2 separate regions of the Homo sapiens genome follow, and region 2 is linked to region 1. Evidence: chromatin loops called from intact Hi-C (ENCODE). Cell type or tissue: dorsolateral prefrontal cortex. All regions are shown on one strand. Each heading gives the region's core, and the rest is flanking DNA. Links, peaks and the distances in the headings are about the cores only. Region 1 has its middle 10 kb from the start of ELOVL5. Region 2 has its middle 21 kb from the start of GCLC-AS1.

Region 1 (5,377 bases), core at 270-5,269:
TTGCATACACCATAATTCTTGCTTTGTATTTACTTGCATTGTTACTTTATGTGCTGCCTTCCTTTACTAGTTATTCATAGACTTGACTCACTGATGCACCCTACCCCAACTGTAACCTTTTCCTGTGGGCAGAAAAGATTTCTCAGTCATTGTTGTGTGCCTACAGCATGGAGCAGATACACTTGGCTAATCTGTTAAACCAGATTGCGCTAAAAGTCCCATCATAGTTTGCTGCTTTCCCCCCATCAAAGAGCATCCTGTGACCTAATTAACTCAGTCTTTAATCCAACGGCTCTGTACTCTGCTTGCCACAAAGACTGAAGTCCCTGAACAAGACCTGGGCAGCCCTCCAGCATCCTTGCAGGCAATACCTAGCAACCGAAAGAGGTCTTGTTTTGTTTCAGGTCAGCCCAGGGTTACAAAAGTCATCAACTCACGTGACCTGGCACTTCAGAATCTCAAGGAACTCTCCTTCTACCTTTCATAATACTGGCATGAAAACTATGTACTTAACAGAGTTCTCAAAAAACACAACTCATCTCCAAGAGGTGCTAGTACTCGGCTAGATGCAGTTTTTAGCTAAGGACTCCAAAATCATCAGATTCCTTTTCACCTTCCATTTATTGTGGATTGAAATTTCATGATGTAAGGGAGAGAAGTATGGAAAGGGCCTGAGGCAGGAGAATAGGATCTGGAGGCAGGGAACCTAAAGCTGTTTCACACCAACTTCCTAGAACTAAATTAGGAGGCGGGGCGCAGTGGATCACGCCTGTAATCCCAGCACTTTGGGAGGCCAAGGCGGGTGCATCACGAGGGCAGGAGTTTGAGACCATCCTGGCCAACATAGTGAAACCCCGTCTCTACTGAAAATACAAAAATTAGCATGGAGTGGTGGCGCGCGCCTGTAGTCCCAGCTGCTCGGGAGGCTGAGGCAGGAGAATCACTGGAACCTGGGAGGCGGAGGTTGCAGTGAGCTGGGATTGTACCACTGCACTCCAGCTTGGGTGACAGACCAAGACTTTCGTCCAAAAAAAAAAAAAAAAAAAAAAGAAAGAAAAGAAAAGAAAACCCTAACTTTCCACCCCGAAGTAACAAGAGGATCAGAGGCTACTCCCCTTGACATTTTCTGCCAGGCAGTTGGAAAATTGGGAGTTAGCAACAAATCAGACCGATTGCGGGTCCAGTCTTCCTTTGCAACTTTGTAATTTCACTCCAGCCTCTGAATGGTTGTCTACAACCAATCAGACTGATTGCGGGCTACCACTTCATTTACATGAGGTGAGCATGAAGTGGCCAAAGGGAAACAAACCTCTAGAGGGTATTTGAACCCAGGCAGATTCTGTATCCAGGTCCTTGAGCCTCTGCCCTGGTAGCTCCTACACTGTGGAGTGTACTTTCGTTTTCAATAAATCCCTGCTTTCGTTCTTTCGTTGCTTCATTCTTTCTTTGCTTTGCTGGGCCTTTTGTTCAATTCTTTGTTCAAAATGTCAAGAACCTGGACAATTGCAGTCACGACCGTCTACCGGTGAGAGGCCCACACTTTGTCACTTACAAACTATGTATGACCTTGGCCAGATGAATCTCAGCCTGTTTCAACATCTACAACTGGTGGTAATACCCATCTATTCCTACAGACTTGTTAAAAGGATTAAATGATAAGCAGAAATATCTACCAAGACTTTACAAGCAAGCCAAACTGCTTTCTGTGCTTTTTCTTGTTTTTTGTTTTTTTGGGGTTTGTTTTTTTTTTTTTTTTTTTTTTTTTTTATGGTGAGGCAGAGGGAGTAACCTTTGGCGTCAACAGAAAAGCCACTAGGTTTCCTCTTCTTTTCTTCCCTGGTGAGTGATACTTTTTGGAAGATATCTCAGAAGTTTTTTAAAAGCTCATTTATGAAATATAACAAGACACATTTTCAATATCATGGAACTTAGGAGGATACAAAAAGCAAATATAATTTTAATCACAACAGGAGGAGTCTTTTATTGTTTTACCCCCACTCTCGGGCATCCTGGACACGCATTAACAGTCTACAACGGAGGGCTCATTCACGATTATAAAAGACTGTGAAAGATGAGTAACGATTTAAGGCTTCTCTCCAGAGGCCCTTCCCCAGCTCCAGGTTTAGGCTGAACTGCCCACGGGGACCATTTTCTTGCTGCCTAATCTCCCCCTCTTCTCCCGCCCCACGCGGTTCCACCCACTCGCGCGTCTCGGGACTCTGATGAACGTCCTAAACTCCAGCCTGGACGCTCTGGGCTCTGGATCTGAAGGGCGTGGAAGCACCAGAAGTCAAGGCCGCCTTCCATTCTTCCCTCAAGGCCTCAACCACCCTCCGATCCCAAGGTTGCGTGGTCCGGGCCGCACAACCCTCCTCTCCCTAGCTCAGCGCCTCCTCCACCCCCACCCGATGTCCCCAGGAAGGGTCAGCGCGGGGACGAGGTCTGGTCATTGCCCGGGAATTACCCGGCCCGGGAGCGAGCTCAAGGCGGGGAGGGCGCGAGCGTGCTCCTCGCGAGGCCCCGCCCCATCGCCAGATGCGGCGCTGTTGGTGAGCGGTGATTGGTGGGTGCAGCCGCGGAATGAATGGGGTGACCGCCGCGGGGGAGCGGGGCGGGCCCGCCGAGGGCGCGGGGCGGGCGAAAGGAGCCGAGTGGCGCAGGGCTGGCGAGAGGAGCCGAGTGCCGCGGGGGTGGCGGCGGCACCGCCCTGAGCCACAGGCAGTTAACGGTGTCCACGCCGCGCGAGTGGAGGAGGGGGCCCCAGGCAGGCCCTGGTACCCGCGCCTGGCGCGAGTGTGCCCACCGCGTTCCGGGAACCCAGAAGTGATGGTGGCCCTCAAGGGCCTGCGGTCAAGACTGGGGGAAGGGGTTGCAAAGGGAAGCCACGCCCGCCCCTCAGGCCGGTGACAAAGGGCGTCCCCGCCTCTCTGGATCCCTCCCGGGTTCTCGGAGCGCGATGTGCCAAGAAGGCCCGGCTCCTTTGATTGGAATTCATGTCTGGACACCCAGTTTTTTTCTGTCCCTACACCAATACCCCTTTTTGACTCCATATTTTAGATTCAGTCACTCAGGCCAGGTGGCTCACACCCCTGATTCCAGCGCTTTGGGAGGCCAAGGAGGAGAATCGCTTGAGCCCAGGACTTCGAGGCTGCAGTGAGCGGCGATCGCGCCACTGCGCTCCAGCCTGGGCGACAGAGCGAGACCCTATCTCGAAAAACAGGAAGAAAAAAAAGTGTGCGCACACTTTATGCCCGGCACACCCCAGTAACAAGGTAGACTTGTTTCTGCCATCCTGAAGTGTAATAGGGAAGGTAGGAGGTAAAAATGAGTAAACAGAACAACTACAGATTGTGCTAAGTGCTGTGGACAAAGTAAAGTAGTGGCTGAGGAAGAGGAAGTAGAGGAGAAACTGATTTTAGCCAGGTATGGGAAAGACCTGTCGTTTTAAAACGATGACTTCTCAATTGAGACCTGGGAAGAGGAGAGGTGAGCAGTTTTAAGAAGAGGGTATACAGCCTTTGCAAAGGCCCTACTGCTACAATGCCCTTTCCTCATCCTCTTTGACATGTGGATTCCCACAGCACTTTTTTTGCACTTCCTAAGGCACATCGCTTTTTGCCATATATTGGTAAAAAGTTTTATCACCCCAATTCCTAGCACATACCAAGTTCCCAAAGAATAGTCAGTAAATATGTACTCAGCATCCACTGACTTCTAGATTTCTTGCTATGTGCGGAGGATAATTTAACAAGTGAATTCATTCATGAATGAATGTTTTCTGAAAAGTAATTCTGTCTTTTTATGCCTGTTCTATGCATCCACTGTGCCCCCCCTTTATCCCTACTCCGTGTGAATTTTTCTTAACCACAACACAATTTTCTGGGCTTTCAGACTTTCACAGTCTAGTTTCTCCTTGCTTGGCTGATCTAATAAACTAATTGGGTCTACTCATTAGTGAACGAAAGTTCAATGCGTTATCCTCCCCATATAATGTCTGTGTTTTGGTTTGTGTTATAGTAAGCTGCAATACCTTAATTCAAAATAATAAATGAAGTGAGAAATTGAGGCACTTGACTACCCCCGAGTTGAGAAAATGTTTACTGATATCTGGGGGAAGTGGGTTGAGGAATGAGGGTTCCTTACCAGTAAGTTCCCTAATCAGTGAAGCAGCAGCTTAATTTGTTTTCAAAGTCGCTTGCCTTGACCTCTTCTTTTTGAAATTGGGCAACCTATACCCATATGTGTATATGTTTTTCATGATATGAGAAAACCATTTTGGGAAAGGTAAATTCTTGTGACCGGTATATTGACATAGTTATCAAACACTAGGCATACCTTGATTGTTTTGATAAGCAAAGTAAATAAACTTTATTTCAATTAGTCTGTGTCTGATTCTGTTGTAAAAAGTATTAACTATCCCTACATTACAGATTATTCCAAAATCTAGTGGTTTGGAACAACATTTTTTGCCTCAAAGTTTCTGCAGATGAGGAATTGGGGCATTGTTTGCCTTAGCAGGGTTCTCTACCTCAGGATTTCTCACAGACCGCAGTCAAGGTATCCACTGGGCCTGGAGTAATCGCAAGACTTTTCTGGGGAAGGATCCACTTCCAAGTTCACTCATGTGGTGATTGGCAGGATTAGTTCCTCAAGGGCTGTTAGATTCAGAACCTCAGTTCCCAGCTCCCTGTGGACAGGAGACCAACCTTAGTTCCTTGACATGTAGACAGTTCCATAGCACCTTCCTTCATCAAAGTACACAAAGCCAAGAAGTTACAGAGGGAGTGCCAATAAGATAGAGGTCACACCTTCTTTTCTAACAATCTAGGAGGCGACATTCCATCATTTTTGCCATGTTCTGTTATGAACAAGTTACTAGGTCCAACCCACCAGCATGAATATCAGGCGGCAAAGATTATTGGAGCCACGTCAGAATCTGCCTATCTTGTCATTAAAGTACAATAAACTGTGATATGAATTGGGGGCTCCAACATTTTTTTCTTGCACATCCTGAAACAGCCTGTGTCTTATTTGCTATCTTTATCATAAGGAAAGTAAATGGTTTTCTGGGAGTCTAGCTCAATAAACATTTATTGAATGCCTACTATGTACCTGTCACAGCATGCTTGAGGTGCAAAGATGAATGACACATATTCTTCACTTGACTTGGGGAGGAGAGGCAATAAGCAAACAATTACAATATTAATATTATAAATGATAAAAAGCCTGCACAGAATGCTTTGGTCATGGGGAAAGAAGGAAGGAACATATTGTTCTAAGTCACATTCAAGGAAGTAAAAGAGGTCAGGGTAGGTGAAGAGAAAAATAAAAAGATCATGTTTAGATTAAGACTCAGTAAAGGCCAGGTATGGTGGCT
Region 2 (5,377 bases), core at 64-5,063, 51 kb before region 1:
AAACAGCCCAAGTAGTTTTCAAGTGATATAAGAAATGTTTGAAAACCTATTCTAGAAAAGTGTTTCTCAATATTGGCTGCATGTTGGATTTACATAGAGAACTTTTTAAAATTCAGATGAAATAGCACAACCCCAACTCAGGGGATTGGGCAATATCTAGAAAATTTGCACAAGACTTTTGACCTAGCAATCCCACTTCCAGAACTCAATATCAGAGATACGATGGTACATTTCCCAAGGGAAGTGAGCACAAGGCTATTTATTGCTGTGCTATTTCCAACAGTAAATGCCCAGAAACAACCCAAGTATCCAGAGAGGAAAGAATTAATTTGCCCAAGACAAACCCTGTGCAGGCTAGTCTCCCAGAAAAGGAAAGGGCCTCTTGTGAAGCTCCCTGGAAACCACTGTGACCCTGTGCTTAAGACAATCAATTCTGGTTGACTTAGATTCCAGAATCTCCCTCACCCCCATGATGCTAGTGCTGGGGCTGGAAGTCCTTCAGTCCTGAAAATGCACATGGAAAATCTTGCCACTCATATGCTACCTAATAAAAGAGCTGAAATTGTTAGGCTTGGACGCCAGCCCTCTGATTGCACTATGAGAGGGGGTGGTGATTCTCCCAACCTGGAAACTGATCTGACAGGATAGGACCAGAGACCAGGTGATACCACCCCACATTGCTGTGGCACCCAGGTGTGATCATGGGGGATGGGCCAATACTTCATCTTAAATGCCTCACAACACAAGGATGAGGATGTCTTGTGTTTAGTTCTGTCTAGGATGGACAATGGGACACCAACCCTGTGTCCATGAATGTTTTCTCATGGATCTTGTGCTAGTAAGCCTGACATAACTCTACGTAGCCAATTTATCCATTTTTGCACTCAACTAGTGCAGTGAGCTGGGCATCTGGCCAAGCAGCCACCATACGTTTCTGGAAGGAAATCGCCACAGTTTGAATGTGTCCCCTGCAAAGTTTGTGTTTTGGAAACTTAATCCCCAATGCAACAGTGTTGAGAGGTGGGAGCTTTAAGAGGTTATTAGGGTCATGAGGGCTCTACCCTCATGAACGGACTATTGTTATTGTGGGAGAGGGTTCCTAATAAAAGAATAAATTCAGCTCCCCTTCCCCTCTTCCTTCTCTCCCTCTCACCTTTCTGCCTTCCACCATAGGATGACACAACAAGAAGGCCCTGGCCAATTGCAGTCTTCTCTATCTTGGACATTCCAGCCTCCACAACTATAAGAAGGAAATAAACCTCTGTTCTTTATAAGTTATCCAGTCTCAGTATCCTAATAGAGCAGCACAAAATGGATTAAAGTAGTAATCAACAGATCAGAGATCAAAGTCCAACTAGGTAGCAGGACAAATCCTCTTGGAGCAACATGGCCAGCTGTTGGGATAGTTAATCACTAATTGCTCATGGAAATCCCATAAAGTCTTCAGCAGCAAGAGACCCAGGGAGTAAGGCCTCCTGGAATAGAATTCCTTTGTTGTTATTAATGACCTGGCAGGAGTTTCCCAGGAAGGGGTAGCTTCATTGACGAGAAGGCTGAACCGGCACCCATGATAACAGTACAACCTCCTTGTGATGACTAAAGAATTTTCACTTCAGCCTGACCACTTGCTACTCAAGATACAGGAATGTTAGAGGCAGGCAAAGAACATCCTAAAGACTGAGATAAGGCAGATCCCAAAATTTTTACTACTTTTAGAATAAAATTGTAAAATAGGTAAGATGAAACAAATGAAGCTAAACATATTTTACTTAGATCCATTATCTCATTAAAAGTTACAAAATGGCTATAATCGAATTATTTTATTCCTTTTTCATTTATTAGTTAGAATTTTTCTATAAAGAACTTTTCTTCATCCACTCCTTGTATATCTTGAGGTACAGTTCATACGAGAAAGACAGAGAAATTCTAGGCTTATCTCCTTTCCTGCTCCAGACTTGGACTGTTCATTTCTCCAAGGAGCTTGGGGATTTTTTTGGTGAGAAGCAATGTTTAGAGACTACAGTCTGGGCTTAAAGGTGCCATTGCTCCCAAATTGATTATTTTGTATAAGCCTTTTCTGTGAACAGTTAAGAAATATGAAGTTTTTTAGAGGAGAAAATGCAGACAGTCCCCGACTTGGTTCTCAGCTTTACAATGGTGCAAATGCTATACGCATTCAGTAGGAACTGTCTTTGAATTTTGAATTTTGATCTTTTTCCTGCGAGCAATATGTAGTACAATTCTCACTCGCAATGCTGGGTGGCGGCAGTGAGCCACAGCTCCCAGCCAACCACATGGTCACAGGGGTAAACAGCCGATACTCTACAGTGTACTACTGTGTTGCCAGCATTTTTTGAATATTGAGTCTTGTGTTTCCACATCTTACCATGTCTACAAAATGCCCATCCGTGTTCTCCTGCTTCTGATAAGAAGAGGAAGGCAAATTACTTCTGAGTTTCTCAAGATAAAACTCAAGAGTAATTGCCCAGCATGAACGTGACAAGCCAGTAATAGCCACTGCATTTGAATTAGGACTTTCACATCCACAATCTCAACCATCTCAAAGGATAAGAAGTGAATCAGTGATGCAGTGAAATCATCCATATTGGTTAAATTCACTGTTGTTAGGAAGAAAAGAGCTGCGCCAACTGATGATATGAAAAAATACTTGTCACATGGATGGAAGACCAGATACAGAAGTATCAGATATAGTTTAAGTACCACTTAAACCGCAGACAATCCAGGCTAAGGCAAGAATTTTTTTATTTATTTATTTTTTTTTGAGACAGAGTCTTGCTCTGTCACCAGGCTGGAGTGAAGTGGCGCGATCTCAGCTCACTGCAACCTCTGCCTCCCAGGTTCAAGCCATTCTCCTGCCTCAGCCTCCCGAGTAGCTAGGATTACAGGTGCCCACCACCATGCCCAGCTAATTTTTGTATTTTTAGCAGACATGGGATTTCACCATTTTAGCCAGGATGGTCTCGATCTCCTGACCTCGTGATCCACCCGCCTCAGCTTCCCAAAGTGCTGGGATTACAGGGGTGAGCCACCGCACCCGGCCTCTACTCTTTTTTATACACTAAAAAACATTCTGATGATCCCACCTATATGCAAATATTTATAGCAAGTCATGGGCTGTTCCAGTGCTTCAAATGGCTCATAATTTTCATAATGTGAAGATCAGCAGTGAGGCAGCAAATGCCATATTGAATGTCTTAAAGCTTTAAAAAAGAAAAGAAAAGAAAAAAAGAGCTGCATAGGATAATTGTGGATGAGAAATATTTACCAGAACAAATGTTTAATGCCAATGAAACAAACTTTTTCTGAAGTTTGTTTCAGAAACAGAATGTTTGTATGCTGGAGCATACATACATTCATCGCACATCCAAGACAATGCCAAGATTCAAGGCATACAAAGACCATGTAATGCTGCTTTTGCCTGGAAATGTTTCAGAGTTCAAATTAAAGCATTTTCTAATCTACAACTTGGAGAACCCTATAGCATTCAAGAATGTGAACAGGCAAATACTTCCATTTCTTCTCATCATTAAAGAAAGCCTGGATGACCGGTTTTCTTTAAAAAAAAAAAAAAAAAAAAAAAAAAAAAAAAAAACTTGTGAAGAAGAGAAAAATGAGTAAGGAGGAATCTCTAGATTAAAAGAAATGTAAGAGGCGTGTTAACGAAATGCAGTGTATGGATACTACTTAGACCTAATTCAAATAAAACGGCAGCAAAAACTTTTCATAAGATAATTGAAGTCTGGGTGCGGTGGCTCGCACCTGTAATCCCAACACTTTGGGAGGCTGAGGCAGGCGGATCATTTGAGGTCAGGAGTTGGAGACCAGCCTGGCCAACATGGTGAAACTCCATCTCTACTAAAAATACAAAAATTAGCCAGGTGTGATGGCACACCCCTGTAATCCCAGCTACTCAGGAGGCTGAGGCAGGAAAATCACTTGAACCCAGGAGGCAGAGGTTGCAATGAGCAGAGATCACACCACTGCACTCCAGCTGGGCCACAGAGCAAGACTTGGTCTCAAAAAAAAAAAAAAAAAAAAAGACTATTGAGGAAATTTGACAACTGGCAGGTTATTGATGATGTAAGCAATTTTATTTATTGTTTTAGGTATGATCAAGATATTGTGTTTTGAAAACAATTTCTAAAGCTATATATCAAAGAAATAAAAAATGAGATTATATACTTTTTAAATTATTTTATTCCATAAAATAATTTAATAGTTGGAGTGAGGGAGGGAAGTTATAAAAGAAATAAGATTGGTCATGATTTGATAATTGTTTCATCTGGGTGACATGTACATGGGGGAGAGGCCATCATTATACTGTTTTATCTTTATATACACTTGAATTTTAGTAAAAAGGTCTTTAAAAACTTCTAGTGTTGAAACTCTACTCCAGGGATTTGGATTTAATAGGTCTAGCGTGGGGCCCAGGCACTAGGATGTTTTTAAAGTTCCAGGTGATTCTAGAGTGCAGCTGGCATTGAGAACTGCTATTCCAAGCTGAATTTCTTAAGAACAAGAGCTGTATCTTGGTCATTTTTACATCTCAAGCACATTCAACAGTACTAGGCACATAGTAAGGTCCCAGTAAAGTTGAATGTTTAATGAAATTGTAAGGACAGAACTCCAGGACAATGAGAAAAAGACTGAAGAAAAATTATGGCCTCAAATGAAGACCAGGTTAAACAAATTGAGAATCTGTGGCCTGCCTGAAGGCTCTCTGCACCACCTTCTCTCCCCTCTCTCTGTGCTGCCCAATCTCCTCCTTCAATCAAGGGAGAAATTGTCTTTATTTTAGGTCTACTTTATTCACCCTCCAGACAGGCTGGATAAATTCTAATAAACAAGTTTCAGGGGCAAAAAGCATCAGAAATAAGTCTGTTATATGAAAAAAGGTCTTAAGACATCTTTTCTATTTTTAACTTACTGTCTTCCTAGAGTCCAAGGTACCAGAATCAACGAAATTCACTGTTAACTAGCCAACAGATCTGTCATTTTTGCAGGAGTAGACTGAAGAGCAAGAATTATGGAGCTAGGCTTTAAACCCACAGAAGCCTTTCCAGAGAACTGGCATTTCTTTCACTTTGCACCTGTCCATCCAGGGCTGCATCTGCTACCACTTGGCACCTTAGGGGGACAGCCAGATGCAGGTGACTAATGACTGCTGGCAGGGACATCTGAAGCCAGGTCCCTTCCTTTTCAGATAGTTTTTTTTTCCAGCTGCCTGCTGGACATCCCACAACCATTTCAGACTCATCCAAAAGTGACTTCATCATTTTTTCCACCAAATCTGCACATCTTCTCACATTATCTAGCTCTAAGATGGCACCTCCACACACCCAACCCAGAAAACCAT

What was found. Hi-C counts contacts between places; a loop is a spot of excess contacts. Peaks named below come from ENCODE experiments on the same cell type or tissue, not always from the same donor. Only the 100,000 strongest peaks of a DNase experiment are listed, where the experiment ranks them.
Region 2: a loop joins it to region 1, with 2.0 times the contacts of the local background. A loop is called at or near these places in 15 of 110 quality-filtered maps.

What each region holds. Positions count from the first base shown.
Region 1 is chr6:53,356,672-53,362,048 of GRCh38, reverse strand. No RefSeq gene overlaps it. Among named protein-coding and RNA genes, the nearest start is that of ELOVL5, 10 kb to the right of the region's middle. RefSeq lists enhancers at 1,670-2,177, 2,178-2,686 and a silencer at 2,438-2,797. In dorsolateral prefrontal cortex, for the core only: a CTCF peak has its summit at 2,573; DNase peaks (open chromatin) are centred at 341 and 2,518; H3K4me3 peaks cover 2,352 bases; H3K27ac peaks cover 3,219 bases.
Region 2 is chr6:53,407,749-53,413,125 of GRCh38, reverse strand. No RefSeq gene overlaps it. Among named protein-coding and RNA genes, the nearest start is that of GCLC-AS1, 21 kb to the left of the region's middle. In dorsolateral prefrontal cortex, for the core only: CTCF peaks have their summits at 2,071 and 2,270; a DNase peak (open chromatin) is centred at 2,265.